2 separate regions of the Homo sapiens genome follow, and region 2 is linked to region 1. Evidence: chromatin loops called from intact Hi-C (ENCODE). Cell type or tissue: PC-9. All regions are shown on one strand. Each heading gives the region's core, and the rest is flanking DNA. Links, peaks and the distances in the headings are about the cores only. Region 1 overlaps LOC107985744 (a long non-coding RNA gene). Region 2 overlaps LRRC8D (leucine rich repeat containing 8 VRAC subunit D).

Region 1 (2,811 bases), core at 61-2,560:
TGATTTTAGGGTCACTTTGGGAAATGAGGAAAGTCCAGCAGTTATACTGCAACAGAAAGGCTGATGATAGTTTATGCTGATTCTGAACTTTTCTTTATTGGAAGAGCTGCCTTTTTAAAATGAGATATGTATAAAGAAAGAACCCAGAGAAATATGTATTTGTTTCTGGTTCCTGGCATAGAGCTCCTAAAGCTCTAGTAATTCTCTGAGTGATAAGAGCATCTTTGTTCTAATGAGGCAACTCTTGCTGGGCTCCTTTATAACTTTGGGATTGAGGTTGGTTGCCAGGAAGACCCAGTCTTGATGAGAAACTTGGAAAATTCAGTCCCATCCTCCAAGGGAGAGAAGCTAGGGCTTCAGTTAATAATCAATCATGCCGACATGATGAAACCTCCATAAAACCCCCTAAATACTTGGTGACCACATCAAGGTGCTGGGAGGGTGCCAGAGGAAACTCCACGCACCACCCCCACACCTCGACTTGTGCGTCTTTTCCATTTGGCTGTTTCTGAGTTTGGCTGTTTCTGAGTTTATAATAAACTGGTACTAATATGTAAAGTGTTTAACTAAGTTCTGTGAGCTGTTCTAGGAGGGGGTTGTGGGAACCCCTGATCTGTAGCTGGTGGGTCAGAAGCCCAGATGTCCTGGACTTGTGATTGGCATCTGAAGTCTGATGTGGAGACAGTTTTGTGGAACTGAGCCCTTTCACTTTTAGCATCTGACACCAACTCTGGCAGTTAGTGTCAGAATTGAATTGAATTGTACAACAGCCAGTTGTTGTCTGGAGAGTTGGAGAATTGGTTGGTGGGAGGAAAAATCTCATTTGGTGCCAGATGTGTTGTGAGAAAAGAAAAAAAAAAAAAACAGCTCATGAGCTCTGTCTTTTCTTGAACTGACTGTGCTGTTACCATGCAGTAATAGTTGAAGGTGAGATCCTTTCTTTTGGTATGTTTTAGGGAAAAAAGCCCAGAAACATACTTTAAAATTGGAAAGAGCAAGAGTATATGGATGTGTATGTGTAAGACATTCTGATTCCTAGGGGGATACGCAACCATCTTTATTATTATTATACATTTTTAGAGTCGAGGTCTTGCCATATTGCCCAGGCTGGCCTCAAACACCTGGACTCATGTGATTCTCCCACCTTAGCCTCCTGAATAGCTAGAACAATAGGCATGTACCACTGCACTCGGCCACAACAATTTTAAGAAAAAAATCTGGCCTGACAAGGTGGCTCATGCCTATAATTCCAGCATTCTGGGAAGTCAAAATGAAAGGATTACTTAGGCTAGGAGTTAAAGACAAGCCTGGGCAGCATAGTGAGACCTCATCTCTACAAAAAAATTAAAAAAATTAGCTGGGTGTGGTGGCATGTGTTCAGGAGGCTGAGGTGGGAGGATTGCTTGAGCCCAGGAGGTCAAATCTGCAGTGAGGCATGATGGCGCCACTGCACTCCAGCCTAAGTGACAGAGTGAGATCTTGTCTAAAAAAAAAAAAAAACTATCCTGCTTGATATAGATCTAGATTTGTAGTCATCATAGAATAACAACATGGCCAATTCTGCCATCTGTTGGTTGTATGAGCACTATGAATAATCAACTCTGTGTGTGAGACACTTGAAATCATTGAATGCTGGAATGAAAAACCATATAATGCATAAGCTGTCAGGGACAGGCGGGGTCAGTCCTGTTTCTCATGATCTTTTTGAAATAGATAGACACTTTATAACCTTTACTGCTTGTTCAATTCAAAAACAGACAACACATTGGAATGTCGTCGTGGCACTGAAGCTCAGCTCTTTTTTGATCCCTATTGTTGATGTTAGCACCTATTCAGATCCCTTTATAATGACACTGGAAATTACATATGTGAAAATATGTATACAGTTATTCCTGTAATCTTTTGTTAAAAAAGGTTAATTTCCAATTTTTAAATAATTCACTTTAAAGATATGGGATGGGGGCTCTTTCCTGAAATTTAGATAGTATTCAAATCATAGCATAGTGCCTGAGGACTTCCACATCTATTGCATACTGCTTGCTTAATGAAAGTTGAATTTCTAATGCCTTTAAAAATTAATGCTTTGGCTGGGCGCGGTGGCTCACGCCTGTAATCCAGAACTTTGGGAGGCTGAGGTGGGCGGATCACGAGGTCAAGAGATCATGACCATCCTGGCCAACATAGTGAAACACTGTCTCTACTAAAAATACAAAAATTAGCTGGGCGTGGTGGCGCATGCCTGTAGTTCCAGCTACTCGGGAGGCTGAGACAGGAGAATTGCTTGAACCCAGGAGGCGGAGGTTGCAGTGAGCTGAGATTGCGCCATTGCACTCTAGCCTGGTGACAGAGTGAGACTCTGTCTCAAAAAAAAAAAAGAAAAATTAATGCTTCTTAAAGAAGAAAATATCCTTCTACTCAGTGAGGAAAACATGATATATATGCTTATAGAGTATAACTTTTGGCTCTTGAATACTATACATTTTTCTTTGTCATACTTTTGTTAACTTATTACAGTATCTTGAAAACTTTTGAAATAGCACACGTTGCTCAAGTATGTTTTTCCATTTGGAAAGTCTTAGTGCTTTTTCTACTGCACTTTTACTTAGTGATTCATTTTCCATCTTGTCTCAGGACCCAAGATGAATTGAACCAAACATGCAACCGCCCGCCCCCATCTTTACTGTTTTTCATCCTATTTTTGGTGGGCCATTTTATAAATTTAATTTTGAATATTAGTCTAATCTTCTAGGGTGTGATAATCTTGTCCAGAATTGCCTGATCTTCCCACTCACTCTTGCAGCCCAGGGGCTA
Region 2 (2,811 bases), core at 192-2,691, 62 kb before region 1:
ACCAGGTAGATAAACAGGCGGTAAAACAAGGCTAGGCTTTCACTGGGGGGAGAAGTCAATCTGAGTTATTCTGGAGAAAGATTGGACCTGCCAGGGAAATAAAGATGCAAAACGTCTGTAGCATAAAACCAACCCTAGTGTTTTATTCTCCTATGAACATTTGAGATGGAACACGATGTGGAAGTGAAAGTATAATCTACCTGGTGAATTTGAGAAAAGTCACTCTCAATTTTACTTTGATGACAAATGGAATTAATAAAGATGCCTGGCTCATATGTTAAAGTACCTTCTGTCTCAGCGAGGAGGCCTGGCTCAGAAACCACAGTGGAGTTAACAAGCCAGACACCAGACTAAACATCTCAGAACTCGCTGCTGTGCCTCATTCCTGGTCCCTACCTTTCCGGTGTGTGCCTGCATCATTAATTCCCTCTGTTTGGCATGGCCTGGCTTTCCCAAAACAGAAACCAAGGAACCGGGGTCCTCTGTTTCAGCAGCTGAAGAGCTGATTTCTGAGCATGGACACTAAGATTCTTTTCTCCTGTCCACCTTACACTTCACCCACAACTCATCTTCTTCCTCTTCCCTACGTCCCAACCCCTTACCCTCCCACCACCCTGCCTCCCAGGACATTTATGTGTATGACCCCAGACCAGTAAGGGAGGAACAAAGAGCTGCTGCTTCAGGCAGCAGCAGCTGGAGGAGAGGGTGGAGAGGGCAGCTGGGGACTCCAGGAAGACTCCCCGAGCACTGGCAGCTCCAGCGCAGCCCGGGGCAGTCCAGCCTGGAAAGCGCCCTAGTGGAGTCCTCGCAGGCGGCTCCGCAGCGCACGCCCAGGGCCTTCCGCCGGCCCGAACCCAGGGCGGCAGCAGCCAGAGTTTGGCAGAGACCCCGGGTGAGAAGCCAGTGGTGGGGGGCGGGCAAGTGAAGCTGCAGCACAGAGCTGGAGATGCAGATCCGACACTAGCAGTGCTCCGTGCCGCAGACTTCCCGACCCGCTCCCTGGACCCAGACCCGACCCCGCGCACCTGGACCAAGCGGCCACCCTGTTCTCTCAGGGCGCTCTCTGGGGACGCGGCTTGGGCGAGCTCCGGAGGCTGGAACCACGGCGACAGGAGACTTCACTCCTCCATCCTGAGACCCGGCAGCACGTTATAGACAGCCGTGCACTTCCTGTTTGAAAACACAGGGGAGAGAAAGAGCTAGAGAGATCCAAGTGTCGGCAGCGGGGAGGAAGGAGTGCAGGGCGGCGGGGAGGCAAGACCAGGGGGTCACCGCTTGCATAACTGCCATGGTGGGCACCCAGCGCTCCCCTGGCCGTGGCGACCCCGCCGCACCGGCTGCCCGCGTGGTGCCGAGGTGGCGCGGCCTCGGCCCGGGCCCCCCCTGCTGGTGGCCTCGCTGCCAGCCACCCGCCCGCCCGCTCGCTCACAGCCCTTCCGTTTGCAGCTGCTGCTCGGGTTCTCCCCTCCCCACAAGTACCTAGATCAATGGACTCCACGCTTCCTCCGCCGGTGCCCAGTGTGATCGGCCTTCTTTTTCTTCCTTTCTTCACCCTCCCAACCCCCACCCCTACCCCCCAGAAAATAATTACCTCGGGGAAGGTGTAAAGACAAGACTGAGCCTTTGCAGGGGAGTAGGGGCTGGATTTATGCAAATTTTTAAAGTTCATAGCCACATCCCAGTATATCCACTACAGCTCAGCAGCTGTGAGAGATTCAAGATGGGAAATTACTTGTCTTGTGCCTCGCTGGCTCAAAAGAGAAAGCGTGCACACAGCTGCCAACACAGAGCAGCCAGGAACTGCAAAACAGTAACAACAACAAAACTACATAGTATCCTCGGTTCCTCCTAGGGTCTCTACTCAGATCAACCTGTCAACCTCATCCTCACAGTCTACCAACATTTATATATACCAATTCCACATGGAGCATAATCGCATGGTGCATTCTTCCAGAAAATGATTCCGTAGTTCTCTGTGCTATGTAATCACAGAGAAGTTCCATAGTCCTGGGATTACATTCATTCATTTTGTTGAACTCTGACTTAAGTGGACTTCAGTACAGTGTTAAAAAGAGTACACAGATGGCTTAAGAATCTGCTGTATGTAGAGTGTGCTGGCTATGGGGATTCGCATTTGTAACCTGCCTGCCCTTACATGCACAGTCTACCAGGTTAAAAAGCGCTTACAGGACTGTCTCTTGACAAACGGCTCCTTTTATTATCAAGCTGTTGGCATTCATGGTTCCATACTCAAAATGGAGAATGTAATACAAACAATAATCATTCTACATATGAAGCTCAGTTTTGACTGAAGCAGAAAGGAACGGATAGATATTAAGCTCCTACTCAGTGCTAGACAACATCTCATTTTAAATCCCTCTTGGCCTTAATATTTTCCAACAGATCTGCAAAAGTCATATTCCCAAGTGAGGAAACAGGGTCAGAGAAATTAAAAAACTGTTCCCATGGCTCTGGCAGAAAGTGGTCAAATGGAGAACTGAATACAGGTCTTTCCTGATTATAAAATCTGTACCATTTCCCCTACACTGCGAATTCCTACAATGATCACAAATTCTTTTTTTTTTTTTTTTTTCTGAGACAGAGTCTCGCTCTGTCGCCCAGGCTGGAGTGCAGTGGCGTGATCTCGGCTCACTGCAACCTCCGCCTCTCGGGTTCAAACGATTCTCCTGCCTCAGCCTCCCGAGAAGCTTAAACTACAGGCACACGCCACCATGCCCAGCTAATTTTTTTGTATTTTTAGTACAGATGAGGTTTCACAATGTTGGCCAGGATGATCTCGATCTCCTGACC

The links. Hi-C counts contacts between places; a loop is a spot of excess contacts. Peaks named below come from ENCODE experiments on the same cell type or tissue, not always from the same donor. Only the 100,000 strongest peaks of a DNase experiment are listed, where the experiment ranks them.
Region 2: a loop joins it to region 1, with 8 times the contacts of the local background. A loop is called at or near these places in 3 of 110 quality-filtered maps.

Annotation. Positions count from the first base shown.
Region 1 is chr1:89,779,599-89,782,409 of GRCh38, reverse strand. All of the region lies in intron 1 of LOC107985744 (a long non-coding RNA gene), which reads right to left. Among named protein-coding and RNA genes, the nearest start is that of LRRC8D, 40 kb to the left of the region's middle. In PC-9, for the core only: CTCF peaks have their summits at 1,354 and 1,561 (motif pointing left); a DNase peak (open chromatin) is centred at 1,549.
Region 2 is chr1:89,841,997-89,844,807 of GRCh38, reverse strand. It overlaps LRRC8D (leucine rich repeat containing 8 VRAC subunit D), which reads right to left. Exons shown (of 3, transcript NM_001134479.2): 2 at 1,026-1,170. Among named protein-coding and RNA genes, the nearest start is that of LRRC8D-DT, 22 kb to the right of the region's middle. RefSeq lists silencers at 1,201-1,420, 1,944-2,238. In PC-9, for the core only: CTCF peaks have their summits at 1,181 and 1,380 (motif pointing left); DNase peaks (open chromatin) are centred at 1,147 and 1,597; H3K4me3 peaks cover 2,010 bases; H3K27ac peaks cover 2,455 bases.